Regions from separate parts of the Homo sapiens genome. Here region 2 is linked to region 1. Evidence: chromatin loops called from intact Hi-C (ENCODE). Cell type or tissue: heart right ventricle. All regions are shown on one strand. Links, peaks and the distances in the headings refer to the core of each region. The heading gives the core; the rest is flanking DNA.

Region 1 (11,830 bases), core at 1,586-9,585:
ACCACAGGACCTAAGAGATAATGATAGGTAACAGGTATTGACTTCAAACTTAAGTGTTTCATGATCCTCCCAACAACCTTATGAGGCCAAAGCTAATATTGCCTGTATTGTAACGATTAGGAAACTGAGGAATGGAGCCATGAGGGACGTGCCTCAGGTTACCGAGCTAACAAGTTAACACTAGGATTTGAGTTCAAGCAGGCTGTCTGTAAAGCTGGTGCTCCGTATGTGAACTGGATTCTTGAACTGGGCTGGGGCTAGAGCGAGGCCAGCCAGGTGTCTAGGGCACAATTTGAAAGACGGTGGTAACTCTTAGGTTCATGCAAGTGCCCAGTGGCCACTCCTACTAGCACTGGCAGTTGTGTTATTGTTGCACTAAAGTAGAATTCTAAAGTTAACTGAAGTCACTGGAGAGGCACCCCTTGATCCCAGCAAGTCTTCAGGTATTTGTGCCATGAACAAATCCTTTTCAGATCTTGACTTGCAAGTATGTGGCACAGTAGTGAAATTGGCACATACATTTTAAATTTCACCTTGTGAAAAAGAGAAGTTGCATCAAGTCTGTAATTCAGCGCTAATTAGTTAACCCCAGAGCACGTTTGCTTTGTCCGTTATAACTGAAGATGGATTTGCTGTTTTTTATTGCCTTCAGGTGAATTTTCTCATCACTCTTGAACTTTAGTACTTCCCATTCTTTTGGAGTAGTCCCTACTCTCTGGTGAGTGAACTTGAGGGAAACCTTGCGAGTGGAAAGGGCCTGGTGGGAAGGGGTGTGGAGGACACGTCCTGCCATCTCCATGAACAGAATCCAGACATCAGAACAAGGTGGTGAAAAATGCCTGCGCTGTTCCTTGCCTTTCGAACACCCACAGGCAGAGCAGCGTCGGAGCTGCTTGGTCACTTCAATGTGCCTGTCCTCGAATGTCCCGTCTGGCAGCCAGTGATTGAGAGAGACTGCTGAGGGCACATGCTAATTTTCCAGTCATTTGGTCAAGCCCCATCTCACACGCTACAAGACCCTGGAGCCTGTGTTTACTGAGTTAAAATCTCTGCCTGACCATAAATTAATGAACAGTAAGTTCCCTCCCTCTCTCTTTTAGAAATGTTTATCCTGTTGCCAAGAAGGAAAGGAGAAACCTCTTTTGTGTTTATTAACCACGCTTCCATCTCTTTTTAAAAATTATCATCATGCTGTAATCAGTCTTGCTGAATTATTATATAGAAACATAGGCCACGGCTGTTTGCTTTAAGGATTTTAATTCAGCCTCAAGTAAATTCATGCAATTTCACCTCAAGCCCCTTGAGTCGGGGTAGGAAGTACAGAGTCGCCAGCACTGTTTTACCTTACCTGTGGAGAGTTCTAGGTTTGTCACCTGAACTAGGACACAGCCTCTGAGGGTGCTTCCAGGCTTTTCAAAGACTGCTCTCAAGGCAGATTTTCCTCTTTGCGTTTACTCCAGGCTCCTGGGTCTTGGGGAGGTTGATTGATTACCTCTCCATCACGCTTCACTCAACGCTGTTGAATTGAATGCCACGTCTAATTACATGCAGGTCTCCTGCTGGCTTCTCAGGGTGTCTGACCCATGGGGTGCACTGGCAGGTCTCAGGCAGAGGAGGCGTTCAGGGTATGTCTGTTGTGTTCCCCCTGTGGAGGCGCCAGCCTTAAACAGGCTCAGCCCTCCCTATCTGGAGTCCTGCAGAATGGCGCCTTCTCTGTGGCTCCAGCTCTGTCTGGGATCCAGCAAAGCTATTTTCCCTTCCTGATCCCTGGAGTTGGTAAGGGCTTCCCACTGTTGTCAGTTCCTGAGTGCCTATTTCCTGTTTGTTTCTTTACCCCGCCCGCATCTCTCTGTGTGGCCCTACAATATATCTCTTCATTTGAACCATATGGGGTGAGTTATTTTTCCTTGACAAAACCCTGAGACATATGTTATATTCTTTAATGTATGATCTCATTTTATCTTCCATCAAATCTCTTCCAACTCCAGTAAATATTTATTAAGTGTCAATTATAGTTGACCCTTTAACAATGTGGGGGTTAAGGGCACCAATCCCCTGCACATTTGAAAATATGAGTATAATTTTTGACTGCCCCAAAACTTAACTACTAATAGCTTACTTTTTTTCTTTCTTTCTTTCTTTTTTTTTTTTTTTTTGGTGACAGCGTCTTGCTCTGTTGCTCAGGCTGGAGTGCAGTGGTGCGATCTCTGCTCATTGCAACCTCCGCATCCCAGGTTCAAGTGATTCTCCTGCCTCAGCCTCCCTAGTAGCTGGGACTACAGGCGTGCACCACCACGCCTAGCTAATTTTTGTATTTGTAAGAGAGATCGGGTTTCACCATGTTGGCCAGGCTGATCTTGAACTCCCGACCTCGAGTGATTTGCCTGCCTCGGCCTCCCAAAGTGTTGGAATTACAGGTGTGAGCCACCGTGCCCAGCCAATAGCTTACTTTTGACCAGAAGTCTTACTAATTCCGTGAACAGTTGGTTAATACATAGACTAGTATCTACATGTATTTTACGCATTCATGACATATTTAACTTTTCGTTAATTTTTTCAATATTTCTATGTTACAAGGTTCATCTGTTAATTTTTTCAAATTGTTTCAAATCTCCTAAAAATTTCGAATATATTCATTGAAAAAAATTTGTGTATAAGCGGACCTAAGCAGTTCCAACCTGCGTTGTTCAAGGATCAAGTGTGTATGTCGGCCAGTGAGCTAGGTGCTGGGAGGTACCTCCACAAACCAAGCAACTCCATCTTTGGCCTTATGGGCTATGGCCTAATGGTAATGTGTATAATATTGATACTATCACTGCCCATAATAAGAGAACAATGGCTTAAAAAGTTAAATGACTTTTCCAAGGGCACACACATCAGATTTGTCTGCCTATAAAATCTCTGCTTCTGGCATTGTTTCTCTGAGGCCAATGATTTTCCTTTGTCTCTTGGGTGTCTCTAGGCTGCAAGTTCTGAGCTAGCCATAAGATCTCTGCTCTTCATTTTGGTGGCTGTAATTCTTCTTGACTTGGTGTAAATGCATGAAGTATCCCTGCCCTTGTAACCTGTTTTCTTTTTTTTATTTCTCTTTTATCTTTTTTTAAAAAAATCATTTTCTTCTCTTTTCTTTCAGTTCTCTTTTTACTCAAGACAAACACCATAAATATGCTTTGTCTTTTCTTTAATTTTCACACTTTAAAATTTTCAAATTGGTTGGGCGGAATGTACTTAGCTTGCATGTTTATGTGTGTGTGCGAGAGAGAGAGAGCAAGGAAAGGGCACAAGAATTTACACACACACACACACACACACACACCCCTATGGAATAGGAATACCATGTATTTTCAGTTCTATTTGATCAAATGGGAATGTAATCCCAGTACATACACCATTTACCATTATCACCTCCTCAGTGCTTACTGTGCTGTAACACTCCCAGCTCTTCTTAAAAAACTTTCCATGTTGTATTTTTTGCTCTTTGTTTTTACTTCCTTATAAATAGCAAGAAGTTTTGCTGAGAAGAAATAATTACAAATCCCAAAAGGTTGGTGTTCCGTTCTGAGCTCCAAGATGTAAGGATTGAGTGGATTTCAAACTTGGCAAAATTTCTGACTTGGCAAATGCTTCCATCCTTATTTATGACAGCTTGGAAACTTCCATTTTCCAGGGTTTATAAATGATGCTGCTGATTTTGTCTCCTTTTTTTATTTTGCTGTGAATTATAAAATAACCAGCCTGAAGGTTTCCTTATAATATTAACCCTCTTAGCAGAGAGGGAGAGAAGTAGAGAGAGAGAGAGAGAGAGAGAGAGAGAGAGAGAGAAGAGAGAATGTGTGTAAATTGCTGTGTTCTTTCTTTTCTTGGTTATGAGGTGCATTTTACATATTTCATAAGCCCATTTACTTCCCTTTTTCTGCCTTTCAACAAAATGAAAATCTAGAAATGTTGAGGTTTGGGATACAGAGAGTGACAACCTGTGTTTGTCATTTTCACCATAAAGGACTTCTTGGCCAGCAGTCCTCTAAGGGATGATACATTTCATCTCCAAATTGCAATTTAGCATTTGGAATTCTGGAGCAAGATAGGTAATGCATAAAGTATCAGAGAGTCTTTTTCTAGTGGTGTGAATAGGCTATTTCAGGGGGTCTCCATGCCCATATTCTTAGAAAATTGTCCAAGTGGAGGAAAAACAAAGAAGTTGTCACCTTCTTTTCCCTTGACACTCCTCCCCCACTGAAGCCTTCTTCTTTTTCTTTTTCACTTTCTTACTTCTATACTCAATTCCTCAAAGCCCACTCATCTTAGGTTTCCTTTGTAAGTGCTTTTTCCTTTCGATTCATGGGAATATGAAGAAATTAGGAGCCTTCATTTATTGGGTAGAGTAGATAGATTTTACCAAATGTGGGCAATAGGAATTTTGCAGTGCAGAATGTGTCCTCTCAGAAGCAGACACCAAGATGGAATTAAAGCTGCAAAGATTTTTATCCTGAGAAACTCTTGGGTGAGAGAAACTGGGAAGGGAATCCGAGAGCAAGGATCTGTAAGAGCATCAGACTGCAATGCAAGCAGGACTGTGGGTGAATAAGAGAGGGATGGAGGCTTAGGTCAAGCACCCTCGACTGCCGTTCACTCTAGGGAGTTACTGGCGAGGCTGCTGGGGAGTATTTGAGCCAAATCAGCCATCAGAAGACTTCCTTGTCTCCCAGGAGGGTTCTGCCTTTATATTTCCACCACTCTCACTCATTGGCTCTGGAGCTTGGCCTCTGTGCAAATGAGGCGATAAATTCCTGAGTTCAGCATTTGGTACCCTTGGTCAACTATGTTCCCTGTCCTTGAAGGTCTACGAGGTGCATTCTCAACAGTAGACACTGTCTTATCTGAGCTCCACTTAACAGATATGCTCATTAATTGCTGCTTGCCATCTCTCTGTAAAACACAATGACCAACCTACACCCTGGACACTCCTGGCTGAACATCTGGGTTGAGTGCTTTCGGAAACTCCACTTCCTTAAATGACCTACTGTCAGTTTCATTGGTTAAAAGGGCTTCTACTACAATCATTTTTTTTTTTTAAAAGTACCCAGGCTGGGCAAGTCAACATTTTGAAATGTTTAAAAAATGTAATTTTTGAGCTGTAGCTACCCTTTTATTTATGGCAACATAAAACAACATCTGAAACTAAGACCTGTTTTTGTTTTTCTCGCCTACATACTAAAACCACGAGTGATTTTTATTTCATTTCATTTTGTGTTCCCCATCAAACAAATTTCCTATCATGACAGCTCTTGTTATTGATTCATATTCTTTCAGAAGAGTGTTTATGGAAGTGTACATCAATGCCTTGCCAGGCATGAGGACCAAGTCGGAGTGGTACAGAGCGATGCATCCTCTTACACAATTACTCACTCCTGGACTTCAGCAGCCCTTGCATTGAATTGTTTTCAAGGAAAATGAGACCTTATTCAGATGCAACCAACTTTATTGAGTACTTTCTATGTGGTAGACCATAGGTTCCTGATTCAAATGACTACAGGTTGGGACAGTCCTGGGCGTCAGTAGCTGGGGTGGAGGAGAATGCCCCATGCACAGGATAGGGCTGCCCCTAGCCCAGCCCATGTTGGCGTGCAGGAATGAAAGCCTAGCGTACCCAAATCTTCTGATTTTTTTAAGACAAGGGGAGATCCGGGTTTTTATGTGAAATTTTCTAGTTTTTAAATGTTGGCAAGACCCTTCACATTTTTTAAGGTCTCTATGAGCCAAACATAACAAGTGTTGATGCCAAATGTTGCCGTTTGTGACTTTCTGGCTGGACATTCTGCTCGTGGCTTTCAGACGTGGTTCCTTTACAACAGCCCTGAGTAGATACTTGTCTTAAGTCAGGCTTCCTGGAAACAGATGCTGAGATGAGGATTCATGTGCAAGTAATTTATTAAGGGTGTGCCTGGGACCGGTATGGGGAAGCAGGACAGTGGGGGAGGAGCTAAGCAGGAGTATGATTTGAGCCAAAGCCTTGTGGAGGTGGTTTCAGCCATTTAGTTTCAGTGGTTTAAGTTGCCCTTCAGAGTTGTCCCACCCTGAGCTTAGGGAGCTGGGCTTTCATATGTGTACACCTGTCAGTCATTAGCTGCAGGTTGCAACAGGCAAAAATGGGCTCCAATAGCTCAAGGGAAGGCCTCCAGAAAAGTGACACAGGTGCTGGCTGTTGGCACTGCAGGGCACACAATGGCAGTAACAGTGGTTCTGAGAGAACCCTCACGACCCACCACCAGCAATCTGTGGCTCTCCCTAGTCGACAGGCTGAGCCAGAATTCAGAAACTGATCTTTTGACTCTGTGGCCAGTGCTTGTTGGCACCCTTTCCACCTGCTTCTTACTGAGATCAGCATGCAGAATTCAGATCATCTTAGACCCTGGCAAATTGGTATGTTGGCCCTGGGCTACTAGCTCTTCTTTTCCTCTAGTAATGCATGGAGAGAGGGTGGCATGGCTATTCAGAGGTGGGGCAGCCCAACAGGAGCAAGAAAGGGGCTCTGGAGCCCCCAACCCTGTAGGCAGCCCTAAATGGGCTCCCAAGAGAGGCTGAGGCAGCTCTCAGTTCTAAATTTTTCTTGCTAAGTTTGGCAATTTCTTCCCTGAGATGCAGACAGTGTTTCTGGGTGCTCTGTGTCCTGGTGAGTTCTGGGCCTATGAGACACACTTGTCCGCTGCTGGAAAGGTGGACCTTTTGGGGAAATAGGCCAGCAGCTTCTACATCTTGCATCACAGTGCCACAGTATGTAGGCTGTTTCCTTTGGAGAGCTTAAAGCTATTCATGGTTTTAATTTGGAGATACACCCTCTAAAATCCAACCAATTTCCCTTGAAGGAAATCTATCAGATCTGAGGAGAGAAGACAGAAGCTACAGCACCATCTGCTAACCAAACACCTCTGGATTTTGTGGGTTCCAGAGGCAAAAAGATCAGTTTTTTTTTTTTTTTAACTGAGTTCATCACGTGTTCCCAGACACACCTGCCCCGTGCCTTCTGCTGTAGTGGACAATTTGCTCATCCTTCCAACTCCTGGATTACCCAGGACAGCTTTCCTCTCCCTGGGCTCTTGAATGTGGTTCCAAAATCAAGCCAAGTCTTCCTCACCCAAATCTTTCAAACCTGTCCATTTTGTGTACCCCCACCCTGTCTACCATCCTCCAGGCCCTTTGTAATTGAGAGGGCCAAGCTGGTCTTCTCTCTCCCCTTCTCACCATGCTTCCACCCCCTGAGCCCCACATTATCTTCCCAAGATGCAGGCTTGAGCCTTAGGCAACTTGCGCAGCTGAGTAGATTAAGTCCAAGCTTCTCAAAAGAGCATCCCAAGTTCAGGACATTGTCACTCCAGCCATGCTTCCCCACCCACCACCTCTGGTCCACTTCCTTAAGCTGCCTACTCCACTTGGTTTGACCCTCTTCCTCCCACCACCCTCAACTTATTGATTGGGTGACCTTGAACTTGGCACTTAACTCTCCAAGTCTTAGATTTGTCCTCATTAAAACAAGGGTGGGGTGACTAGGAGATTTAAGTGGAAAAAAAGTCTGGCAAGTCATTCAGACAGCATGGCATGCAGTAACAGAAGCAATGACCATAACAATGATTATCATGATTGTTACCTATCTTCCCACCCTCCTAGAAGCTGGCACAGAATTCTGCACACAGAGTGGCACCTTCTTTCCTATACCCCCATATTAATAATTGTGCCATAGTGTTCATCTGGTGAGAGGAGCTTGGGTCTGCTGTTGCTGCATTAAACTGGATTGCTCCAAAGCATTAGACCACATGCCACTCCTGTCAAAGGTGCTACTGGGCTTTCAAAGAAACAGATGAAAAAGATGTGATTCTCAGTTGAGTTCACTTTTGTTGAGATGTGTGAATGTTTCTGAGTAAAGCTATGTGGGACCTCATAGCTGAAAGGCTGAATCAGAAATAGGGAGCTTCTGAGGCACGGAAGATCAGTAAAGCTTTAGGATTCTGAATGAAACTAAATTCCACCCCCCACCCGCCATGGACAGCAGAAGCAAAGATCTCTGGGGAACTTCTTCAGGATGTGAACCAGGGGCTGCCATAACAAGTTACCACAAACGTGATGGTTTACAACAACAGAAATTTATTCTCATCATTGTGGAGTCTGGAAGTTTGAAAGTGAGGTGTTGACAGGGTTGGTTCCTTTTGGAGGACCTGAGGGTCTCTCTTAGTTTCCAGGGGCAATTATCGGCATCCTTTGGCTTGTAGCTGTATCACTCCAGTCACTGCAGCTGCCTTCAGCTCGCCTTCTCCCTGAGTCTCTGTGTCCTCTCTTCCTCTTATAGAAATTCTCATTAGATTTAAAGCCTACCCTAAATCCACGATAATCTCATCTTAGTAATTTTTAATAACATTTGCAAAGGCCCTTATTTCCAAGTAAGATCACTGTCACAGGTTTCAGGGCTCAGGATTGGACATATCTTTTTTTACAGGCCACCATGTAACCCACTACCTGGAGAACAGAGTTGAACTGAGAGGTTGATAGCACAATGGAAGGTACAGGATGTAGATGCCAAGAAGATCTGAGTTCCAATCCCTGTTTGGCCCATGATGTGGACGTATCCCCTAACCTCACTAAATCTCAGTTTTTCCTTTTCTGTAAAAGGGGGATACTCATTTCCACCACGTAGATTGTGAGAATAAGTTAACAATGCATGTATCTAGTACTTAGTAGATTCACAATATAGTTATTGTCTATAGCTATTACCACCACTCATTCATTCATTTAATAAAAATTTAAATCTCTGGACATCAAGGTGAAAGAGACATATCATATGGCTTTTAGTCATAAAAACACTTTGAAGGAGTTTTGTGTTTGTTGAATGAATAAACAGGTGTTCAGATCTGAAGCCTATCAGAAGTATTTGCTTTGTTCCAAGCGAAAGAAGGGGGTTTGGCAGGTCCTCTTATGCACTGTGCTGCCTGCAGGGTGAATGATGATGATGGTGATGCCAGACTTTAAAGGAAGCTCCTATTTTAGACTAGTGTTTATAATCCTTAAAGAATATCATTACATTATCATTCACTTCAATGGTCCACATAGGTGGTCATCAGAGTGAATTCTATGGGGAACTAATATCAAGAGGCAATGTGAGGTGTCTTAACTAAAGAAAAAAACTTACAGCACAGAGCAAGGTGGGGCCAGGCAAGTAACAGTTAAAGGGAGGAGAGAGGGGCAGCCCCTTGGAGAGTGTGTGTCTTATTTAAACAGGGCAGCTGATACTCACTCGTTCATTCAACCATGCATTTAACCCTTCTCCTTGCCTTGGACTGTGCCAAGTGCTGGGGCCACAGGGTGAGAAAAGCAAAGTACTGTCTTCAGGGAGCTTATGTTCTCTGAGCGCAACTCCAGCTCTGGGTGCCACGTGGGAATCTAGGGCTTTTTGCTGCCAAATCATCTGCTTTTTAAAGAGAAGAAGCCAGAGGTTATGTGAAATCTCCTGATTTTTAAATGTTGGCAAACAATGTACATTTTTAAAGAACACTGTGCAGGCCAGACAAAACTTGTCTTTTGACTCAATTGGGCCTGGCCTGTAGGCTGCCAATCTGTAACCCTTGGGGTGGAATCTCATGACTTTTGCCTTAAGAAACATTTTTCAAATGTCTGATTTTACGCTAATTCTCATTTTTCCTGACTTCATTGCAAGCTGCCAATGCTTACTGCTTGTTGTCTATGTCCTCCTGGATTTAACGATTCCTAGGTGCTTCACCTCTGCGTTTTCAGCTGAGCTAACCTCAGTCTATCAGTTTCTCCCTTGCAAACCTAAGCCCCATATCTTTGATTACAGTTTCGTGTTCTCTCAAGCTTCCAGAAAGGCTCTGAGCATTGCCCATTTTTCCCTCAACATTTCTTCTCTTGAGAATTGGAATCTAGTCCAAACCCTTAACTAAACAGCTTATAGATTAGAGCTGCTTTTAAGCCTTTCTTTTGAAACTTGCCCTTCCAATTTTCATACCCATTGAGTTGCATTGACTCCCAACCTTAGGTGTGATATTAATTTCTCTCAGAGGGACATGGATTTAATAGACTTTTTAATTAACATTTTGCAGAATCGGAGCTGTCATTCTTTATGGCAGACTGATACAAATGTCTATAATTACATTTTTGGCATTACATCTGGGGAAAAGTCTAGAGATGTTTGTTTTAACCCCTTCCTAAAACATACTGATTTATGGGCAGGCCTCTTTGTGCACACCTCTAACAGGCCCAGTTGCCATGACAACGCAGAACATCATTTGTCAAAGAGCTATAACTTCATTATATGTTGAAGCTGAAAATTTATCTTTTAGAATTTATTTTTATGACAGGGAAATTTTGCATTTCCATAGATATGCTTCTTCTCCCTAATTCTGCTTGTCTTTAGGGAGATTCAGGATTCAGGTGAATACTTTCTAGAGAACAAGACAAACCTCCTACCTTTCATTCTCTCCCCCTACCCCCAGATGAATTATTGTATTCATTCCAAAGAGAACTCAGATGGCCTCATTAGTACAACAACACAACAAAGGTGAAATTGTATGCCAAGTGTGTCTAACTAAATATGATTTTTGTTTCTTTTAAAAGATTAAAATTTTATTGGTTGATTATTTTTGGCAGTAAAGTTCAAAGAAAGGGAAGAAAGAAAATGTCTGTAAATCCTTCCTACAAGCTGGAGAAAGTGAAATATTTAGTTATTATATTTCCTTGTGTGATGTGTGATTCATGGATTGAAAAGTCAAAGCCGATTAAAGGGGCAGGCAAATATATAAATTAGTGCAGTAGGCTCCTGGGGACTGTGTCAAATGGAATGCTACATGCCTTCTCTGAAGATAGTAGCTTGTTAGTGTTTACTGACAAATGTGGACCCTTGTACAGGATTGTTTGTTTTGTTTTTTTTTTAAAGAAGCCAGAAATCTATGGTGTTTTTTTTTTGTTGTTTGTTTGTTTGTTTTGAGATGGGGTCTTACTCTTGTCACCCAGGCTGGAGTGCAGTGGCACGATCTCAGTTCACTGCAACATCTGCCTCCCAGGTTTAAGCAATTCTCATGCCTCAGCCTCTCCAGTAGCTGGGATTACAGGCGGGTGCCACCACACCTGGCTAATTTTTGCATTTTTAGTAGAGATGGGGTTTCGCCATATTGTCCAGGCTGGTCTTGAACTCCTGACCTCAAGTGATCCGCCTGCCTTGGCCTCCCAAAATGCTGGGATTACAGGTGCAAGCCACAGCGCCTGGCCCAGAGATCAATTTTCACATGAAATTTTCTAATTTTAAAATGTCTTCAGGTCATATGAATTTTGTTTGTTTGTTTGTTTGTTTTTTGTTCTTTTTTAAGCAGGTAATAGTCAAACAAAGCACATCTGAGGGCAGGTTCACTCTATGGACTCCTAGATTTGGTTTCTGCCCTAATGAATGCTACACAACAGCTTAGAATGGCTTTGTTTCTCTAAACGAAATAGCCAAATCAATCATTGTGCTCTCCAGGCCTTCTCAGGATCTGGTGTGTTGAGTGTTCTGTCTGTTGGCCTCTTAAGGGGCGATGTTCCGCCTGTTTGCATGCTGGGCCGTTGTTGGACTCTGCACCACCCGGGAGAGGACACAGTGAGAGAATCCCACCTGCTCCTCGCCGACATGCCAAGATGGATGGCGGGGGTCCATCAGATGCCTTCTGGGATTGTTCAGGGATTTATGATGCTCACTTTTTGTTCTTGATGGATGGGGTCATTTAATCCTCTGCACTAAACCCCATCTTTTTCTTTTGTATTGAGAACTCCTGGACTGCTGCTGCCTTTCCACAAG
Region 2 (11,830 bases), core at 3,239-11,238, 61 kb after region 1:
GCTCTGCCACTTCCTACATATTACATCCTGAGTTTTTAAGTAAAGTGGATCTTAGCCAGATTTGAGTCTAATGGCTGATTCATCGGCATAGTTCTTGGCGTTAACATCTCAGTGTCCTCTTTAGTTCTCTTTGAGGATTCATGTCATTGAGGGCCTTTGTGCCTCCACTTGTCTCAGTATGAGGAAGAACTTTGGTGTGAGGGCGGAGCTATGTGAAGGGTTGCTGGGTTGGGGGATTAGTTCATATGGTCCCCATGCCATCTATTTACTTTTGGAGAGAGGGGACTTTGAGTGGGTGGGTATGGATAGATGTTCCTCAAGGAAACCCTGCTGGCTAATGGGCACTACATCTGTGTATTACTGTGATTCTCTCTGTAAGCTCCCCATGTGGCCAAGGACCCCCCTCCTACCAGGGCACTTCCTGCCACCTCATTGCACTGGTCTCAACCATTCAGCCTGCTGCTGCTGCACCATGTTGGGCTGCGGTAGGATAGGGAAGGGGTTCTGTTGATTGCTAAATGTTGCCTAACTTTATTTCCCTCTCCCACATTTCATGCAAGGGAGCGGACCTAACACATGACTTGCATTCTCTTCCTATGTTCAGAAACTCCAGGGCTTGCCCACGTGTATGTATGAGTGACCAATGGAGCTTGGAATTCTTTATCTATATGATCTGTCCGAAAATGAGATCTTTTGTACTGGAATTTGTGATGTAGTTGATCATTCAGAGCCAAACGCATATACCAATAAAGACAAGACTGTCATATATGTGGTCTCTGTTGCCTACTTTCGTCACCTGCTAATACTTTTTCTTACATAGACTTGAGAATATAATTCAACATTGGGATTCCTCAAGGCACCACGAACAGAGCTCTAGAAGTTGTCCGCATTGGTTCCCCAGTTGCCCCCACATAGCCTCTCTGGGTTTTCTCGAAGCAACTCCTTCACTCAGGTAGGCCAGCACTAGGGTGAGGCAAGAATGTCACTTGCTTAAGGCACAGAATTTAAAGTGACACCAGAAGTGTCAGTACTCAAGATAAATAATATACTCATGCAACATTTTAAAAGATAAAAAAGAATGCAAAAGATCTATGAAGAAAATATCAAAATTTTAAATAAAGCCAGCATAATCCCAGGAGGGCTGGGATGAGTGTAAGGTGAGTGAGCTTAGTCCTACAAGTTCAGGGTCAGATCCTGTCTTTCCTTAAAATTCTGATATTTTTGGCTGGGCATGGTGGCTCGCGTCTGTAATCCCAGCACTTTGGGAGGCTGAGGTGGGCAGATCACGAAGTCAAGAGATCAAGACCCTCCTGGCCAACATGGTGAAACCCCATCTCTACTAAAAATACAAAAATTAGCTGGGCATGGTGGCTCATGCCAGTAGTCCCAGCTACTTGGGAGGCTGAGGCAGGAGAATCGCTTGAACCCAGGAGGCGGGGGTTGCAGTGAGCCGAGATCATGCCACTGCACTCCAGCCTGGCGACAGAAAGAGACTATGTCTAAAAAAAAAAAAAAAAAATTCTGATATTTTTTAAGCGCAAATATTTGCATTCAATTTTATCAAGAACTATTGCATTACACTTAATATAATTTATCTCAATAACTGGATTTTTAGCATTTCCTTAATTGTGTGCACAAAGCAAGAATCTCACTCCCTTTAGCCTTGACCTTGGCCTCAGGGCTCCTTCTGGCCTGGATCTTGTGTAAACCTCTGGCCTTTGCAAAGCTGTTATGTGTACATAAACTTCTCAGTGGATTGTCTGTCAGTCTTCGGATACTTCCTGAGTTCCTGGCCTAATTGTCCTTCCTCACTGCCTCGTCTTCCCTTGGAGATGCAGTCCCCTGTCTCCCTTTTGTTCAGCCAGCCTCAGCATCTCCAGCAGTAACCATCCTGTGCTATCTACTGAAATAGCAGATAAGTGCATGCTCATCTTCTCACTACATTTTTAAAATTTTTATTTGTTGTATGTGACTCTCCAGAGTGAGGAAATGAATGAGGCTGCCAAAGAGAGAGAGAGAGAGAGACAGAGAGAGAGTGAGAGAGAGACGGAGAGTGAGGCAGAGACAGAGACAAAGAGAGATAGATTCTTTGGAAAAGGACAGGAGGGAGGATCAGGGGACTTTCTCAGTAAGTCTGAGAAATAATCTAGGGGAAAAATGGATAAAATTTTTAAAAAATAAGGGAAATTCTTTAAAAAACCTATATTGCTTTTGTCCCCCACATTTGGAGGTGTATGATACATTTGCTAAGCTGAAGATACAGTATTTGAGATTTAAAATATTCCATTTTCACTCAGCCAGTTTCTTAATGCCATGCGCTCTTTTTGTAATATTTGCATTCTCTATTTTTATATAATTTCTACCTAATGCTTTTTATGGGCCAGGCCCCATGGATTGTATTTTCACATTAAAAAAATCTTAATAATTGCTGCAGTATAGATATTACTCTGTTTTACAGATGGGAAAAGTGAGGCTCAGAAAAGTTAGGAGGAAAAGGAAAATGCAAATTCCATCCTGAACAAGGGGTTGTTATTGAAGCCCAGGTGGATGTCCTGGAAGTGAGGACTCTTTCTAGCCCAGTGCTGCTCATCCTTTCCAAATTAATACCCAGCAATTTTCTAACTCAGCAAGAGGAATTGTAGTGTTGGCATTGCCCCTTTCATGTGGGTGATCAAGTATGCTGGGGTGTATTAACCTTTGGATCTGAAGGGTGAGGAGTGTCCACATGGTGGGTGCTGAACTTACTGATAAAGGAGGAACCTGCCAGTGGGCAGAGCCCAGGCCATCTATGGTACAATGATTGATATAGGCTCACTGGCCTGTGATGTTTTCTCTCTCAGTAGTGTCTTTAAGAAATATTAAATGATCATGAATATAAAGCCGTTATTTTTATTTTTTTGCCAATTAAAATTATGTAAAATTCCACTTTTTCTTTTGCCAAGCCCTCTCTGAAAAGTTTACATTTTTAGTTTTAGTTCAGAAAATCCTAGAAAAAGCAAGCTATACCATAGATCTCAGACTCTTTCTTGAGTGGGTTCACTCCTCGGAGATTAGCATATCTGATTTCCTAGGTGAACTTGATATCCAAGAAAAGAATTCAAAGTGTGCCAACTGTGTTTGGGAGCATGTTGAGGTGCATATATTTGCTGAGTTTCTGTAGGCAATGCTGGGAGGAGTGAGAACCCACAGCTCCTGGGCAGGGTCACCCTGTACAAGGAGGCCAAGGGAACACAGTGTCTAGTAAAGCCTTCTTTTCAGCATCCTATGGGGAACCAGCCTTGATGCGAATCTTATGAGCATCGCAGAGGACAGACAAGTACTCCTCTGGCTCACCTTCTACAACTCGTTCCTTCATTTTCCATTCAAAGGTCCATGTTTCCAAACTGGCTAATTGAATGGAGTCAAAATTTCTATAGATCTTTATGCTTTAGAGAGCCGTTTTAAAAACAAGAGTTGGCATTCATACGTGGCATTCTTCCAAGCCTGCATCTACGTGCTTCATAAAGTCAGGAGATATCAAGGAGCTGATATTCTTGAGCACTTTGTGACAGACACACATGTTGACCAATATCTCATATAAGTCTTTTAATGGAGAGAGTAACACATGTTCTTTAAAAACATCATACAGCACTTCTTTACTGGGCTTGGTAAGTGCAGATGAGTTAGAACGGCAAGGTTAGCCAAAATGAATAATTATTTTCTGACTCAATGTTTATTCTCTTAATTATCTTGATAACTTTGAAAAAACCATAGTTTGGAGTATGAATTATTCAAATGTAGTTCAAAGTCCATTGTGACAAGTAATAAAATACATTCAAAATATTGTTTACTAGAGTGTTCCAAGCCCGCTGAACCTCTATGCATTATCAGCTACAAAGCTGCAGAGCATGGCCAGCCCTTTGGGGTGGAGATGCAGCCAGAGAGTGGTTTGGAGAAACTAATTAGAATGTGACTTCAGAGAAAAGGGGCTGAAATATTTCCAAACAGAGAATTTGATGAGTCCTTTGCTTTCCCTGGGGTGGGGGTTATGTATGTTTCTGCATGAATCTCGAAATATTTGCCAGTATGGAAAATTTTCCCAATGAGAGGAGATAAAACAAATCTCTGACTAATAAGACTGTCTGGGACCTTTAACAATAAAACTCCAGGATGGGGAGGGGACAACAAGGGTAGGAATGAAAGTTCAGATTAGGCTTAGGGTATATGTCGTATGTCTCTGTTGGATGATGAACGTGTAATCAGGAAGTCACGTCTCACCAGGAATTCAGTGGCAGTAGTCAATGACTGATATAAAAAATTGCAGATGGAAATAAATACTTATTGGCAATTTTGTAAGTTCTGAATCATAGTCTGTTCAACGAACAAACAAGTGCTTTGGCATCTCCGGCTCCTAGAACAGTGCCCAAGACATTGTAGGTTTATAATAAATAGGTAGTAAACTGAATGAACAAAAGAATGGATGATCTTATCTACTTTGCCTGTCATCTTACTGTAGCTTTGGGAAGAAAATACATCTCTACTTCATTGAGCTTCAGGCATCTCTAGTATTTGCCTATGATTCTGGTAGGAGCAAAAGGTTGGTTATCTTTCCTTTTGAATTGCATATTAGCTATGCCCATTGCCATGTCTGTTCAGTGTTGGGTTTGAAGCTTTTTCTCTTGCTCTTTCTGTCCCACCTCCTAAGTAATTTGTGTTTTGAGAATTCTCCTGTCTGGTTTTGTAACTTGGGTTTCAGGTATGCTAAAGCTTTATGTTTTGTATTATGAGAGAATAATTTCTCACAAGGCCTAATGCTGAAGTTTTAATGGAAATATACATATTTCTCTCATTGAATTTACACAATAGTCATATGGTGGGTATTCTTGTTACTTTAATCACACAGAAGGAAAACAGTAAGGCACTGAGAAGTTAGGCAACTTGCCCAAGAACATACAACTACTAGGCAGGAGAGCTAGGAGTTGAACCTAGATACCCAAACCCTAGCATCGGCTTTTAATGCACACACTGAATTCGTGCCCGTCTCTCTGTCTAGCCATCAAGCCAGGCTTCTTTCATGCTCCCACCAACACACACACACACACACTGACCCACAATGGATTTGAGGCAGTTTACGTTGGAAATGCAGCCAGTTTAACTGATGAGATGGGTATCTGCAACTTTCTCATTTTCCCTGTCATTTAAATCCTGAAATTTCTTTCCATACTATAAAACACTGTTTAGATTCAAAATTGACAACAAGGGAGAGTATGATTCCAAATGGTAAAGGCCAGGCCAGAGTCTCAAGTCCTTCATCTTTGATGGAGAGCCACCCCTTGGCCACTGCCAAGGGCCAAGGTGATTTGGAAGGTGATGGTAGCAAGTTACCAGGCGGTCTTTTATTTGTGGCTTTGCTCAGCTTAGTTTTTCTCAAATATGCAAGAAAGCTGGAGGACACCACTGTTGGAGGAGATCTGTATCTATTTATCCTTAACCCCATGTCCGGTAGCAAGCCACTTGGCTGTTGGCAGTTGTCAGCAAGCAAAAGCTCTTGGACCTGTGTTTTTCACTGTGTCATCTCTTTTGTTCTAGTGTGTGTGTGTGTGTGTGTGTGCGCGCGCGCGCGCATGTGTGCATTATAATAACTAGAAATACTTTCTTTTATTTATTTATTTTTCCGAGTCGGAGTTTTCGCTCTTGTCGCCCAGGCTGGAGTTCGCGATCTCGGCTCACTGAAACCTCCGCCTCCTGGGTTCAAGCGATTTTCCTGCCTTAGCCTCCTGAGTAGCTGAGACTACAGACAGGCACTACCACACCCGGCTAATTTTTTGTGTGTTTTTAGTAGAGATGGGGTTTCACCATGTTGTCCAGGCTGGTCTTGAACTCCTAACCTCAGGTGATCTGCCCGCCTCAGCCTCTCAAAGTGCTGGGATTACAGGCATGAGCCACCACACCTGGCCTGCTAGAAACACTTTCTAAGAATCAAATCCCTGCATCCAAACTGGTATCTATCAAATCTGAGTGGCTAGAGGTGAGGCCAAATAATCTGCATTGTTAAAAAGTCCCCAGACGATTAGGATAAATGTAAGAGTTTGGGGATCACTGTTCCAGGTTAGACCCATTGTGGAAGGTTCTCATCCAGAAGGACCATGAAGCTGGGTAAGGTGACGTGAGGTGGCAAGCTCCCTGAGGACAGGCTTGTACCTTGGTTGCTGGTAAGTTTTTTTCCTAGCCTTCCCAGCTTTGCTGATACATGGTTACCCTTCCTGGTTGCAGTACAATTCTTTTAGGTTTTAAAACATGGAACTGTTTCACTCATGCGGGTTTAGGGCACAGGGATTGTGGTTTTGAGGGTATAGTAGCACAGGAGTTGAAAAGGCATTTAAGGGATAGTCTTGTCATTCTAATGACAAGCGCAATGTCTCCATGAGGCCATGGTTCTTGTTTTTGCATAATCAACATGGAACTTGATCCATTCATGAGTTTAGGATTCTCTGTGCACCAACAATACACCTGACATGGGTCACCAAATAGCGGATGAGAAGAATCTACTGATTGATATTTTCACAAACACTTCATAAAGTTGCTAAAATGCCAAAACTCCTAAGCTTAACTATTTGAAAAGGATTGGCAATTTTTTTAATCTATATAATCAGCAAAATGCAGAAATGCCCAAAGTGGGTGAGATTAGGCTCAATCCTTCTAATAATTCGGTATCAAAATAATTAGAAACTGGAGTTGCATCAAAAGTTTTCTCAAAATTCAAGTTCACTAACCTAGTTGACTTTTCTCAAGAGAAAATATGCTATAATAATGTCAAATTATCAGAATGTTAGTTGTATAATTTAGTACTTAGTATAAGGAATTATTGGGAGATCATTTTATTCCTCCTTGCAAATTCTAAAGTTTCTTTTGGAATTTCATTTTATGTGATTTGATCTGTACAAAATAATGTAAGAAGAGAATGGGACAGATGGAGAGAAATGATTGAATCACCGTGTTTCAATGAAAAGTATTCAAATTGCATTTCACTACATAATGAATTCTGCTTCAACTTACTTTGACATAAATAAGATTGGGTAAGAGAAACCAGAAGTAAATCAAATAAATTAATAAAACTATCAGAGCTGCTTCAATTTTGGTCCTCAGACATTGTCTGCTTTATTTGTATAATATAACCTGCTCTTATAAATAAAAACTCTTGCATATAACTCAGTTGAAAACAAAAATGTAAGGAAGAGTTAGAAAATTTGGAGGCCTGATTAGGGCACCTTCTAATTTTACAAATATCAATTTTTTTGAAAGTTGAAAAACTGAAATTTGCAACCTAGAAGAGTGACCTTCAACTTTCAACTAGACTTTTTTAAAAAAAGAAGATGGGAGATACAGACATGCATGCAACATCGACGATTAGCTGTTCTTCATATTTTCCTAATTATACACATTTACTGAACATGAGGACATTTTTGCATTTTGTCTAGACGAAGGCTGTGTCTCCACTGGCATAATATATCACGACGTTTGTGAGTCTTGTGCAAAATTGAATTTGCATCTCTGCCGCCGCTTGTAGAGTTCATTATCTTGCAATACAACCACTGGGAAAAATACAATTTTCTGTGTTTAATAAAACTGTTGTCTTCTCATAGTGCTTATGATGCTTGAACAATTTGTCAGGCACTATTTATCACAGATGCTGAACACTAATTATACTGTGTGTAGTGCCTGTAAGAGTGATTTTAAATATTTTCTTTATTTAATATGTATCAGTGCAACCAGGGTTTTTTGCAACCACACTATTATTTGCATTTCTGAGAATCAATGTGTCTTTTCACAATATTAAACATAAAAGAAAAGCCACTAAACTAAGAGTAGAACATGTAAAATATGTACTGGATATAGTCAGGAGGCAAGGAAACGGATGGAAAACTCAGTCTCTTTGCTCCCTAGTTAGCCTAGGGCTGTAGAAAGAAGTAGGGCATTGGCCAGTCTGAAATATGTCTCCAGGTCTAATTAATACTTTATAACTTTCTAGGATAGAGATGATCACTGAGGTCCCTCCAGGCTACTCAGTTCTGCAATCTGTGATTTAAGTAAATCAGAAGTTATTTAGCATGGCTTCACTAATCAGAAACCTGAAAGACCAGAGGCCTGTTTTCAGATGATCCCTTGAAAATGAGATTCAAATGACCAACCACTAAAAGAATCAAGTGCTAAATCACGAGATCGAGACCCTGAAACATAGTCTCCAGCTATTACGTGTTTTTTTGAAGAATGGCTATCATACAAACACAATTTCAGCGGGTCTTTATATTAAAGACACCATTTAAATGGGAACTGCATCCGGTGTTCTTTGTATGGTAATAAACTGAGCACATAAAATGAATGTGTAGCAGAATAGAAGTTATCTTTTTTTTTTCTTTTAATAATCCTGAGAAGCATCATGTCGAACACATGGAAAACCCTTAGACTGAAACAATAAACAGAGTTAGTTTGGGCAACTTTGAAAGAAAAGAAGGTAAGGAAGGGTTATTTCCTATGAGACTTATTGGAACCCAGTATTCAAAATGGTTTTCCTACTGACATCTTGAAGAATTCTGTGCTTTGTTACTATCATGTTTTCACCAACAAAAGAATTAGCTGGTTGGGCCTGGTGGCTCACGCCTGTAATCTCAGCACTTTGGGAGGCCGAGGCAGGCGGATTATGAGGTCGAGGTCAGGAGTTCAAGACCAGCCTGACCAACATGGTGAAACCCCCTCTCTACTAAAAATACAAAAATTAGCCTGGTGTGGTGGCGGCGCCTGTAATCCCAGCTACTCAGGAGGCTGAGGCAGGAGAATCGCTTGAACCTGGGAGGCAGAGGTTGCAGTGAGCTGAGATTGCGCCACTGCACTCCAGCCTGGGTGACAGAGCAAGACTTCGTCTGAAAAAAAAAAAGAATTAGCTGAAAGAGAACTTTAGAGAATACAGAACACCTGTAGATGGGAAATGGGATTTCTAACTCTCTAGGTCAAGACTATATACTTTCATAGGTATATGAAATGTGTGACCAGTATAAATATATGTGACCAATGAGACCACTATGAAGAATTTGTTGTGGACTCAGGTAAAGCAGTGCCACACAAAGAAATTCACCCAAAGAGGAAGTAATGGTTATAACTCTTCATGAGGTTGATGTTGTCTTCCTGTATTTTTTCCTGGAAGACAACAGTTTAGTTTGGACCATGATCCCATTGGAAGAAGCTTCGAAAGCTTTTGGAGCTGTTGGTCACCTCGCCTCCTTAATGCCCAACATTTGATGGTTTGGAGAAATGTAATTGCCACCCAGGCACTGCCTAGGCTTGGGTGTTCAAGTCTAGCCTTAATTATCACCGAAGCTCAGGGCCACTGCCATTCTCTGAAGCCCCTGATCTAACCTGGGGCCTCCAACTGTTTCAGATGAGTCTTTGTCTTAGCGACACAGGCACATTCTCTTTTTCTGTTCTGTTGCTGCAAAGTGGTATCTGAGGCCTGCCACTGGAGTCTGTTCACCTAATGCCGTTCCTTGAATATATTGCATGAGAAGATTCTTTTCTGTTTTTTATCCCACCATCTCCTGTTACCTTTATGTCAACACTTTCTCCTTGAGCTGACCCCTCATCAGCTTAAAACCAGTTCTTGCTTCTAGATTTTGCTTAGCTTGTGTTTTCTGGGCCACCAAATACTTTTCACTGGGTAATGTAAAAGGAGACAGAGCAAGCCAGGAAGCAGATGTCTCTTGGGTGGTGTGTGTCTTTGAGAATTGGAATTTGAAATCTCTGTATGAAAGGAGCAGTGAATGGGTGTAATTAGTCAGGCTGATGAAGGAGTAAAACCTGGTAAGCAGTTTTTCTTGACTGGCTTAATGAAAAGCATTAGCTATCAGTTTCTGTCTAAACGCGCTGAGGGTAAAACAAGTGTGGGGTTTGAACAAAAGATAAGATTCAGCGTGGGCTTGGACTCCGTTCCCAAGAATAAGTTTTGCTTGGGCGGAAAGTATGTGGTTCATCCGAAAAAAAAGAAATCAATGATTTGTGGCAGTTCTTCGTGCATTTTATTTCAGGATAATTTATAATATTTCAGGAAATGTAAGGGGTTCTCGCAAAGGCCCAAACTGGTGTTTTATAACCAAGTATGAATGTGTTGCTCCTTTTCTTCTCATCCCCTCAAGCCAGACACTTTCTCTAGGTCAGTTTTCAGGGCCAAGGAATCTTTTGGGGGTTAACTTACGGTTATCTTCCATCAGCTTTTGTCCTTCCCTGTGGCATGGACCTAGCCTAAGACCTTAAGACCTGCTCACCTCCTAGTGACTAGCAAGAAATTAAGTACCCCCTGGAGGGGAAGATTTCCTGCTCTCAAAGAAATTTTTAAAATATACTCTAACATCACTTATGATGCCTTTAAAGGCCTCGGAGAAAAACGATGTGAGTTTCTAGAAGAAAATGATTTTATATCATTGCTTGACTATGCTAAGCTGTAGTAAGGATTCTTCATGCAGCAAGACCAAATACCCCAATGATCAGCTCAAGTCCAGAGGGTGGCCCAAGATGCTGTTTCCTTTTTTGACCATCTCTGCCTCCAGGGACAGCAGATAGACATCTCCAGCAGGACCAGCGGCATCCATTCTCAGCTTGACTTTGTTACATAGATTTCAGCTTTCTGGCTTGGACCCCTGTGAAAAAATCTCTTAAACTGGGAAACTACAAAAGGGCTGGATCCACATTTTTTTTCCTTAAAGGAAAGATTATTTGTTAACGTTAATTGAGGTTGCAGATTATTTTCTTGATGTTGTGGGGACAAAAGTGACACATGATCTTACTTTCTGTCCTATTTGATTAAAATTCAGATAAATGTTACAAGGGATGACAAAACCCATTTTTTTTAAAGGTACACAACGTCTGGATAAACTACAGAGTGGAACAGAAAACAAAACAAATCCAGCCTCGTATTTTTTTTCCACATAGTTAATAATGCAAGAAAAAGCCAGCCAGGACAAAGAAAGCAGAATAAAAATGTGGTTCTTGGGTTCAGATGTTAGAGATGAGCATTGAGAGAACTTAACCAGTTCTGGAAAGGGAAGGAGAAAGAAAACTTTTTTTGAGACTTGCCATCTGCTAAGTGTTTCCACATACGTTATCTCAGCTAAACTCCACCTTCAGGCAATTTCTTATAGATGAGGAAAGGGATGCTTGAAGAGTTTAAATAACAGACTCATAGCTCAGGCAGAAAGTGGCAGAGAACACTTCGGGAGGACATGGCGGGTGGATCACAAGGTCAAGAGACCGAGACCATCCTGGCCAACATGGTGAAACCCCGTTTCTACTAAAAATACACAAAAAAATTAGCTGGGCATGGTGGCAGGCACCTGTAGTCCCAGCTACTCTGGAGGCTGAGGCAGGAGAATCGCTTGAACCCGGGAGGCAGAGGTTGCAGTGAGCCGAGATAGCGCCACTGCACTCCAGCCTGGCGACAGAGCAACACTCCATCTCAAAAAAAAAAAAAAAAAAAAAAAAAAAAAAAAAAAAAAGTGGCAGAGAAGAGACTCAAACCCAGGTTCCCTGCCCTCAAAGCCACCCCAGGGACTTCTGTCTTTACCTTTTTGTAACCAGGCACTGGGCACCAATCCTATAAAAATCCCTAAGAGGTTGGACCCAGTGCTTAGAGTACTCAACATATTATAAAGTTCACCTGACCCCAGAGACCTGCTTCAACCCATAATAGCAAAAGCGTTGAGTCCATGATCAGGACAAATCACAAGTCACACAACCTGCTTTAGTTTAAGTCTCTGGGAAGCCCAGCCTTCATTTTTGGCTAATTGCCTCATTGGCGAACTTTCCC

The links. Peaks named below come from ENCODE experiments on the same cell type or tissue, not always from the same donor. Only the 100,000 strongest peaks of a DNase experiment are listed, where the experiment ranks them.
Region 2: it touches region 1 in a loop (3-fold over the local background); 2 of 110 quality-filtered maps call a loop at or near these places.

What each region holds. Positions count from the first base shown.
Region 1 is chr9:84,818,031-84,829,860 of GRCh38, forward strand. The region is part of intron 12 of NTRK2 (neurotrophic receptor tyrosine kinase 2); the gene reads left to right. LOC124902193 (a long non-coding RNA gene) reads right to left here. Exons shown (of 3, transcript XR_007061632.1): 3 at 9,335-9,451. Among named protein-coding and RNA genes, the nearest start is that of NTRK2, 150 kb to the left of the region's middle. In heart right ventricle, for the core only: no CTCF peak of the experiment used is centred there; a DNase peak (open chromatin) is centred at 5,810; H3K27ac peaks cover 1,326 bases.
Region 2 is chr9:84,877,131-84,888,960 of GRCh38, forward strand. The region is part of intron 14 of NTRK2 (neurotrophic receptor tyrosine kinase 2); the gene reads left to right. Among named protein-coding and RNA genes, the nearest start is that of NTRK2, 210 kb to the left of the region's middle. In heart right ventricle, for the core only: no CTCF peak of the experiment used is centred there; no DNase peak of the experiment used is centred there.